Linked DNA regions of Homo sapiens: region 1 is linked to region 2. The links are chromatin contacts, found by Hi-C or POLR2A ChIA-PET in ENCODE. All regions are on one chromosome and are shown on one strand. Each heading gives the region's core, a stretch centred on a gene start or an enhancer-like site at or near the end of the contact. The rest is flanking DNA. Distances are from core to core; before and after follow the strand shown.

Evidence for each region. A loop is a pair of places that touch in the nucleus more often than their neighbours do. ChIA-PET counts read pairs that join two places held with the same protein, here RNA polymerase II (POLR2A).
Region 1: a loop to region 2 is called in a map of esophagus muscularis mucosa, with 2.1 times the contacts of the local background. The contact joins the promoter of SATB2-AS1 here to the enhancer-like site in region 2. A Hi-C loop is called at or near these places in 2 of 168 maps with a recorded cell type or tissue (HepG2 and esophagus muscularis mucosa). POLR2A ChIA-PET finds 5 or more read pairs at or near these places in 5 of 52 experiments (A673, AG04450, H1 and 2 more).

The regions. Positions count from the first base shown.
Region 1 is chr2:199,465,759-199,471,218 of GRCh38, reverse strand. SATB2-AS1 (SATB2 antisense RNA 1) reads right to left here and starts at 3,121. Exons shown (of 2, transcript NR_026830.1): 1 at 2,958-3,121; 2 at 1-1,612. It also overlaps a transcript of SATB2 not described here.
Region 2 is chr2:199,432,272-199,437,263 of GRCh38, reverse strand. SATB2 (SATB homeobox 2) reads left to right here. Exons shown (of 11, transcript NM_001172509.2): 3 at 3,750-3,926. Among named protein-coding and RNA genes, the nearest start is that of SATB2, 23 kb to the left of the region's middle. Within about 2 kb of position 3,653, at least 3 of the 41 ENCODE cell types and tissues checked have a DNase peak (open chromatin) inside an H3K27ac peak, as active enhancers do.

The DNA of each region.
Region 1 (5,460 bases), core at 1,872-4,371, 34 kb before region 2:
AACGACCATCCTTGGAACACGGAGCCCTTCTTCCCTGCCCGGTATCTGCGCGTGCCTTGGGTAGTCCGCACAACCCTCCCCAGCTCCGGATGCCCTGGGATACCCGGACCCAGGAGAGAGCGCGTCAGCGGGGCGCAGCTACTTTGCACTCGCCGATTCTGACACAACAGATAGTTAATTGGGGCCTTCGAAATCAAGGACTAAGGTGAGCAGAGGAGTCCCCCAGCCCCTGGCTGTAGCCTTTGGGACTTCTCTCCCGCGTCTTGGGTCAGAGCAGCGTCCGCAGCAAAGTCCTTTGGGGTGAAAGACCCGGGTGCGAATTAGTTTCAAAGTGGGAGGTTGCTTACACGTGAGCGGGGTCGCCAGCTCTTTGAAGGGCGCACGGTGCGGAGGCTCCGGCAAGGGTGCAATTCCCGTGCGCGTGTTAGCGCAATGCGCACTCCGCTGGGCCCAAGCAGTCATCAGTTCTGCCAAGTGGGTGCTGCTCCGGGTACCCACTGGTGTGGTGGGTAAGTCGGGAGCAGAATAATGAAGCGCATTACCTGGGAAGCCAAATTTGCAAAGCTTAACCCAATCCTCCTCGGGGGCACTTCTTGTAGAATAAGCTGTTGGTGTATAGCAGCCATACATTTAACAAATATATGGGCATAAAAAATGATAGAAAATAATAGGGTGAAGGTTTGACCCGCCACCAGGCTTCTTGCCCTCGCCTCTTCCGCAGGCCGAGGGCAGTTTTGAGTCAAGTGCAATACGCAGTGGGTGTCACCCAACCTCTCCTGGCTCTGCTGAGGTCGTGATCCCTCTGACCCAAGCAGAAACCCTCCAGCTTCGGAGCAGCCCGTCGCCTCCGTGCCCCAAGTTGGCATCCCGAGACCAAGCTCCAGGGAGTCGGGGGTAAAGAAAGGCCGATGCTCAGAGCGTCCCCAGCATCTTCCTGGGGATCCTCCGCGGCAGGGGCTGCGACCTGTGTGTGGAAGAGTCGTCTTAGCCCTTTCCGTTATGGGGCTCTCAGGCAACAAGATTCCACGGGAGACTGTGACGACCTTCTCCAGCTGCCCAGACTTTCTTGCCCGACTGGGCTGAACCCGAGCACAGAGACTGGTGTCTTCCCAGCCACACAATCTTGATTCCCAGCCGGGTGACCAGCTTGGTCTAGGGAGTGAAGGAAGGGGGTAAAGGGGAGAGGAGGAAGGGATTCGTTTCCTGTCTGCTTTCTTCTCTCTGCCTTCTCAGAAGCTGTGCTGTTACAGAGAAAAACTTTCTAAACTACCTCCCCATTTTTCTGGAAGGTGTTGCACACATCTCCCCTTCCCTCAATACACACAGCTTTCTCTACCCCCTGCTCCTCCCACTTTCCGGAAAAATGTAATAGGTGTGAACATCGACTAAGCCCAGTGTCAGTAGCACAGCAACAAGCTAATGTGGGAAGGGGTTTCGCTGGTGTTTATTTCTGAAGTTGCTGATATACTCGTGGCAAGGGAGCTTGGCTTGTTGCAGAGTACGAAGCCAAGCCCGGGGCGCCTAGGCTGTGAACACCTCGCGCGAACTTGGTCCGGCCTCTAGGTCCCTGGCCTCGGGCCCTTATGCTCTGCCGGGGGCCAGGATCAGGTTCCTAAGAAAACAGAAGAGTCAAATAAGTGATCTCGCTACTTTACGCTCCCTGCCCACCCCCACCCCCACCACCACTTTTCTTTTCTTCTTTTCTTTTTTGGTTGATGGTCTGTCTGTACTGAGCGGGTATCCCAGAGCTGAGGTGCAGGAGTAGTGAGCGATGCCGGGGCTGGCTTTCCTAGATTTAGGAACCGCCGGGGGGCGGAGGAGAGTCGAAGGGGCATCCACTTCTTTGGAGGGAGGACGCCGTTTACTTCCCGCAGACGACGGGCGGGAAGACCTCGGAGCTGAGGGCTTCTTGGGGTGGCTCTTTGAGCAGGTAATTCTGCGGCGAAATCGAGAGCGGGTGACTGACACGCTCGGTGACGACGGCCAGGCGGGGCAGCACCCTTTCCGGTTAACAAAATGATTAACCTTCCTGCCTTGCCTGTAGTGGGCTCTCCCCTCCTCCTTCACCCTCCCTTCCTCCGGGATTAGGGGGTGCTCTTTTCAAGGAGAGACTGGAGACTCGAGATGTGGGCCCTTTCTCGCCTCCGCGCGGCCTTTCCTCGGAGCCAGGCTGGGGAACCCGGTGAGGCACGCAGACCAGTCCCTTCGAGACGCCCGCCTCGCGGAATCGGGTTCACCGGCCCTGTCCCGCACGGTCCCCTGGGTCATCTCCCCCTGCAACCACTTGTCTGAAACTTACCAGATTCCAACCTTAAGGCAGGAAAAAAAGTGTTTCATATACAAACTGATCAGGGTATTTGCAGATAATTGCGAATGTCAAATACTCGGGCGTGATGACAAAGTGCAGAGATTGCCAGGGCCAGAGCTTGGCCTGAGGGGCGGGGGCTGCTGGCGGGGCTCCAGGGCCACCTCAGGCCTGCCCAGAGGCGGGCCTGCGAGGGGTAGAGCAGTCAGCCGCAACTGCCAACAGCCCATTTAACGAAGACGGCTGCTTCTTCTACCCCTCGGCTATGGAGCTGATTCATGGATTCATTCACTTAGTCTATACTGGAGCTCCGCTCAGGGAGGAGGTGCGAGAGTGGATACTGCACCAGCCCAGCTCTCTCTCCCTCACTCCCCACTCCTGATGCACAAATACCTCACTGCAAGATTCCCCACAGGTGGAATTGCTGGGCCTCAGTTGGATGCTTAGGCCCAAAGCGAAGGCCCTGCCAGGCGGTGCTCCCAGAGCTAATGTCCTGTGGCAGAGTAGGAAAGAGCTACAAGCCATTTAGGACAAACAAGTGCACCCTTTGATACTGAGGTTAGTCTTCAATAGAAATAAAGAGGGACATTAAAAAAAAAAAAAGGAAGAGGAAGAAACGAAATACTGGACCCACCCACCCCAGTCCTCCTACCGGGTTGCAGGAAGCCATCCTGGTGCCATCAGAGCCTGGGTGCAAACGGCCCACCAGAGCTGACCCTGCCAAGCTCTCAGTGACAGCAAAGGTGGCTGCTCTCAACAGCTTTCAGAGCAACTCCTCTGAGACCCTACTGCAGGCACACTCAGAATGTTTCAAGTGCCTTGGATTCTTAAAAAAAAAAAAGAGAGAGAGAGAGAGAAAGAAAAAGAAAGAAAGAAAGAAAGAAAAAAGAGTGGGGCGTGGAGGGTGGTGTTACTCTTGTTGGATTCCACATCTACTGAAAACTGAGTGGATCAATTATGGGTGATACCATGATGTTGGTGGCAAGTCTGGCTTCCCAGGCCAGAATCGCAGGGGTTTCAGGACCTGGATGCTGAGACCGAGAGGAGCAGTGGAGGCAGGGACACCCCATTCTGCATTAGGTGGCATAAGCTGCAGTCACTGAGGCCCTGGCCCCGGGGTCCTGTGTCCTAGGCCAACGTGGTGGTGGTGAGGGGGCTGGGAGGGGTATATTGCGGTAGGGATGCTGAAAGACCTTGACCTGACTGCCCTCTCCTTTCTGAGAGCTAAAGAATGTGGTGGGGATTCTTCCAAAGCCGGGAGAAGGCAAGACTAGTGTGTGCTAGTGGGTGCAGCTGGGCTGCAGAGGGAGGGAATTCCTGCCGACTACAGGGAGCCCTCTGTGCTTGTCTCTCTCCCCCGCCCTCAGCCCTCTTCCCCTTTCATTGAATGCCTGAAGTCAGAGCCTACCTGGAAACCCTCAAAATTTTACACTCCACTTGTCCGAGGTTTCCAATGATGACAAATTTGAAAAACGCTTCGGCTGAAGCCCGGCACCTAAGGCTGAGAGTTGGGGGGAGGGGAGGCTGTTGGATAAAAGCTCCTTGGAAAAGACACACTTGCCTCCCCCTTTTTCGCCACGCGGAAACTGGCCGGTCTGGACAAGGGATTGCGCTGGGCTAAGGCCTCGGGCTGGGGAGAGCTCCAGCAGCCTGAAAGCCGAATCCGCAGAAGTTATCCACCTGGCTCCTTAGCCACCGGCCAACAAGAGGGCTCTGGGCGTCCCGCCCTTCACGCCTGTATTAGAAAGGCCTGAGTCTGGCCGGGAGACCTGACTTGAGGTCTCTTGGGAGGAGCAGGGGGTGCCAGTTCTGCAGGGGACTTGCCCAGTTCCAGTGAGGCTGATGTAGAAAACAATAGCTCTGTCCTCAGCCTGGGCGGCCAGCCGGGGCCGCACGTGTAAGATGTGATTCTATCTGAGTTTCCAAATCTAAGTGCATTGATTGAGGCCCAAAGAGTTCACGGCGCATAACTGTCTTAATTAAACCTGCTATAAACAGACAAATCACTTCTTGTTCTTGTAAATAGAGCTTGGGGAGATGGCACAGGGTCTGGCAAAAGCCAGGCTTGGGGAACATTCTTAAAAAAGGAAAAGAGTACTGAGACACAGACAGAAAAAGAATAAAACTGGAGTATCCACATCTTCAGAAAATAGCTCAACTGAAACCAAAATATGCCATAGCAGGGAAGTAATGTGAGACACCCTAAGTTCCCAGAGCAGCTCAGTGGAGGCTGGTAGCCCAGGATGGGACCAATGGTGGAAAAGCAGGGAGCCGGAGAGACCACAGGTTGTTTGGGGGAGGACAGGTGCCCATTGCTGAGGCTCTGAGCTACTCTACTTGGCCCTGCACTTTCCTTGCCAATCCTTCCATCTTTCCCTGCCACTGATCTCAACTTCCTGATACTGAGAGACAGTGCTGGGAGGACAAGTACTCTCTCAACTTGGTCAGCTTGGGGGACAAGGGCTGGTCACCAAGAGCTCAGAGATAGCAACAACTGGGGATGATGGGTGATCATAGGAGTCCAGCGGGAGCAGATGGGAAGAAAAGTTGTCTGTGATCCTCTGGGAAAGCAGAAAATGGGGAGTATGTACACCCACAGCTCAGATTCTGCTGTCCCTAAGTGCCGGCAAGGGCTGGGGGATGATCTTGAGTAGGGTCAGGTGCTCCAGTGCCCCAGCTGTTGGGTGTCCAGAAGAGGTTAGGTGTGTGGTAGCTCTGGGAAGAATGCGCGAGACGTCCTTCACTTGGAATGTGCAAAGGGCCGGGTCTGTCTCCAAGTAACTCCGGGTCTCCGGAAGTTACCTGGCAGGGGCAGCCCTCAGCAGACTTTGGGTCTTACAGCATAAAACGAGACGAACTAAGGGGAGCCCACCACTTTTCTAGCTAAAAGTGGAAAGGAAAAGTTGTCTATAATATGTAAATACAGGAGATATGAGTGCACAGGTTTGGGTGGGTTCCTGGTAACTTCTGGAGCCGACTTTTCCCTGGTCTTGGTTTGCAAACTTTAATTCCCATTTCTTTTCCTTTACTATTTAGCATATGACTCTAACAATAATCTGATTCAGAAATACTCTTCATTTCGTTAGGCTAACATTGATAAGGAATTTAAGTTCAGGTAAATTTTAGCACAACACTTTTCTAAAAAGTAACTTTAA
Region 2 (4,992 bases), core at 2,404-4,903:
AGCGCCTGTCCTCTAGATTAAAGTACCTGCTTACCTCCTGTGATTGTAAAAGGCTTAGTAAGGCTTATGATCAGAAGGTTCAAAGTTCTCTACTAGATCATCTGAAAATGGGTCTGTGCTACAATAAAAGAAAAATAATATTGGAAGCTCAAGATATAGGGCTAGAGCAAGATTTTCTTTTTTCTTCACCATTTCTAAATTTTGTTGAAAATGGATTTCAGTTTTACATTTTTATTCTTTTATTGGAACTTTTAAATTCTCCCCACTCTTAATTTATTCTGTGAAGTGCTTTTCAAGCACCTCCCTATCTTTCTATCCATTGTCACTTTTCTCTCTCTTTTTTTTTTCTTTCTTTTTCCCTCTTTTTGCCTGGGACGAGTTGTTAATAAGATGGACAAATCTCTCTCTCTCTCTCTCTCTTTCTTGGCATATATTTTTACTCATCCTTTTATAGTTTGCTTCCCTTAGGGATTTCTGGTTTTTAAAGGCCTTTTAAACCTGTGCCTTAATTTTCTTCTTTCTACACTTGACCTCAATGATACTATTTTACTATTTTTTATTTCTCTTGTTATTGTCATTAGTAATTGCATCTATTTTTCCTCCTTTATTCTTCTTTTGTAAAACTTGCATTTCATTATAAAAACCATAATTGTTTAGATGGGTCAAATTCTAGTAAGAAGGTAAATTTTTCTAAGAATAAGCCCTTTATGATATTCTTCAGTATCTCATGTATATGTTCTGCAGAAGAAACCCTATTATCATACATACGTTCCTGGTTAGTACTGTTTTATTTTATAAATGACCACAAAGTTTTGTTTTGTTTTGTTTTGTTTTTTTTTAAATAGATGATGCCAGTAGGGGATTGTTGCATGCTTTCTGTAAGAAGTCATTACTGTTGTCAGCTAACAATTGCTTCCTTCAATCACTGAACCAAAATGTTTAGGAACTATTTCAGTAATTGACGGTTATAAAACGTAAGTCCCTACATGTTATAGATCCCTGTGCTTTCATGTTATATTTCATATCTAACTGAACAGTTAATATTATTTTTAAAAATTAATATGGTCTTAAGTTTTTTCAGTTGACCATAGACTTGAGAAAGATTTATAGTTTCTAAGTAATGGAGACATGATAGCTTATGGAGCAATTGGATTCATTTAAAGATCTTATCTTTGATTCCCAGATGTGTGACACTCAGATGTTGACATTAGGAACTGCACATGGATTTTCAGCATCGAAACTTATGTACACACAGGTATTAGTGGTGAAGTAGCTTATGGCACCATGGACTATATGGCCTTATGTGTGCATATGCTTAAATCATTAGAAATAAAAATCTACCTACTTCCTTGGGCAAAGATTATATGCCAGCATGTAAGAGTTAAAAGCTCTAAATGGGGGCTATTCCTTGCTGGTAGGGACTCTCATGAATGAGTCCTATAAAATGCCATTATGCTTGCTTAGGAAGGTTTTACAACTCCTTTAACTACATTGAGGGCAGGAGTGATATCAGACTTGTTCTTACTTGTATCCCTGGAGCCACTGGTGGTGATACCTGTCACATAGTAGGTGTTCAGTGAATAAATCCTGGATACATGAATGACTACAAAGATAATTTGGGGCCAGGCACGGTGGCTCATGCCTGTAATCCCAGCACTTTGGGAGGCCAAGGCAGGTGGATCACCTGAGGTTAGGAGTTCGAGACCAGCCTGGCCAACATGGAGAAACCTCTACTAAAAGTACAAAAATTAGCCAGGCGTGTTGACGGGCGCCTGTAATCCCAGCTTCTCAGGAGGCTGAGGCAGGAGAATCGCTTGAACCCGAGAGGTGGAGGTTGCAGTGAGCCGAGATTGCACCATTGCCCTCCAGCCTGGGCAACAAGAGCGAGAAAAAAAAAAAAAGATAATTTGAAGGAAATCTAATTTATATTATTCGCTACATGTCCTATATATATTTGGGAATAAACTTGGTATAAATAAATAAGCATTTCATATACCAGTAATGATCACAATTAAAAAATATATCTTACAAGGCATTGTGTAGCTGTCCTAAATCTTCTTCTTTGTCTAAAAAATCAGTCTACTCCACTCGTATCTTATATTTTTAAATAAATCTACACCATGGAGAGTGTATTTGCTATAGACAATAATACTGCTTTCTTGTTCTCAGGAGTGAACACTGAGTTGTCTTGTGTGTGATATGGTTTGACTTGTTACACTGTTGTGCAGTCTTAATAATAATTACCATGATCTTTAATGATAACAATTCTTAATGAGTATTATTATTGTTAATAAGGATTATATTTAATAATTACACCCAATACTTATTATCTTTAATAATAATAATTAGCACATGGGAACCAGTTGCACCATTGTATTATCTTTAGAACAAATACCTCAATCTGTAACCCAGTAGTTTGCAGAGTATCTGCTCCCACCCTTGGCTTTCCAGATCAGAGTGAGTCAGGAGGCTTCTAGGGTTGAGGCCACAGGGAGGGGGTTCTGGAAAACTCCTATGCATTCTATGTGTCAGGGGCCATACTCCCATCTAGTCATTTCACACAGAGGTCTTCTTTTTGTTGTGAAGTACCTTCACCATGACCATGTGACTTTCTACCTCCCCCGTCTGCCTACTCACCCAGTCTTCATAAGTTTTAATTTTTCTTGCACAAAAAGAAGACCCATAACATACTAATTTGTGTGAATTACATTAGGCAGGGTCCATGTTTATTACTTGTATGTTGGTAAAACTTTGATCTTCTTCTGCCTTGGTTATGTTTAGATTTAAGTGCCTGTATGACTTTTTTAAAAATAAAAAAAAAGTTTAAAAAAATCTTTGGTGAATTAAACATTTTTTAGCTTTTCACACTTTGATACAAAGCAGAGAAATATTTCAGTGACAACAGATTTCAACAGATTTTCAACTAGACTAATTTGCTTTATTCTTTAGGGTAGTTTACTTATTTTCTCTGAAAACACAAGAAAAGATACTCCCTTTCCAGTAACTGATGTTAATGTATAAAATAATTTTACATAGGCAAACTTTTGTATTTGGATGCATATTTTGACATAAATGTAAATTAAGATGTTTATGATCATGTTATTTTCAGGCTAGTTGATAACCTATTTACTAGGATTTAAAAAAACAACAGCACGTAAGAGGGACTTATTTTAAATTTCTATTGACTTTATTATATTCACATAACAGCTTAGGCCTTAAAATCAATACCACCTTAGTAGGAAGGAGCTGGAAGCTTTGAAATATATTTCCAGACAAGAGAAATATATTACTTTTACACGTAAAAGTAATATATTTAAAGAGAAATATATTACTTTTACGTGTAAAAGTAATATATTTATTACAACTGGAAGCTTTGAAATAGATTTTTAGACAAGAGCAGATCTGATCTGAAAATACTAGTGCTGATAGTTAATGATAAAACTATAGACATTAAAAGATTCGAGTGTCTGTGTGGTCACCTTCATCTCACCTATGTACCAGGACACCTCTAATTGGTGAAAATGACGGGAATCTAAGGGCTTCTGCCACTGCCCTGGGCAATTCTGTAATAATAGAGGGGGAAAACCCACAGCTTTCCATTAGACCTATATGACTAAGAGGCTTGTTTAATCTAAACCACTGTCGATCACAGATGACTGACTTTTATAACTGTTGCTTCCCTTCTCATCGTGGTGACTGAGATTTGCTTTTTAATGTTTGTGTTTTGCTCTTGAATTTTGTCCCTTCAGGTTTGATGATTCCTGTCTTTTGTGTCGTGGAGCAGTTGGACGGCTCTCTTGAATATGACAACAGAGAAGAACACGCCGAGTTTGTCCTGGTGCGGAAAGATGTGCTTTTTAGCCAGCTGGTGGAGACTGCGCTCCTGGCCCTGGGGTATTCTCACAGCTCTGCGGCCCAGGCCCAAGGTATTAATGCCTCTCCCCTCTCCTCCCAAGTCTCTTGTGTGTCATAATTTGAGGAAGAATATGTTTTCTGAAATAGTTCTCCAAACAAAGGTTGAAGGAGAATTGTCAGATTTAGCATTTCCTAGTGAGCAGTAGAATATTTCTTGTAGAAGGTCTTGTTTCTTGTTTTGGGAAGCATTTGACCAGCACTTCTGGAGCCACAAAATCAACTTGCATTTCAAACCGATCATAGATTTTTTTGCATTTATAACACTGTTATTTTCTCTAAGTTAGGACCAATGTTGAGATATTTAACTCCTGACTTATCCAAACTTATAATACATGACTTATAAAGCATTCAGTTTTCCAAATTTATTTATTGCTTTGGGCCTGTGGCTTCTGCACTTTGCAATAAGCTTTTAATTAAACAGAAAAAAAAATGGATGTCTTTTATCCTTTTGTTTCTTTGAAAACTGTTTTGTAGTTTTGATGCAGTCCATTTAGTTAAAAAATATTGCCATGTCTTTATGATCAATTCCTTTCACTTATTTGATTAAATATTAAAATTGCATCATTATTTCAGTGCGTATTGTACAATACTGGGGAGCCCGTTGTGAGCTTCTGTTGTTTCATTTTGAAGTATAGCCCATTGTTCTGTCATGCCAAAGAATTGACAAAACAAATAATAACAAAAATTCTCCCCAAACCTTGAGTGATGAAAAAAAAAAATTGATCTGATGGAATTTATTGTTCTTGTTTTTCAGCTGAAATGGTTGAATTGTATTGTTTATGATTATGGTTATAACCAAAGGAGAGAAATCCGTAACTTCCAGATCTTAGTTTATATGTTAGTGTCCTGTATTACTATCTTTAGTTAACATTTGTGAAGATGCCAAGGATGTTTGTTATTTTTTAAAATGAGTTTCTCTTCATATAATTCCTAAGAACTATCAGTCAGAGCCTCATTTGTACCAATAAGGATACTATGAGAGATTAAACATTGATATAAAGTTACAGATGTGGTGACCAAGGGATTTAAATTCCCAAGCTCTTGAATTTGATTCTGTAAGTAGATGATTGCTTTTTA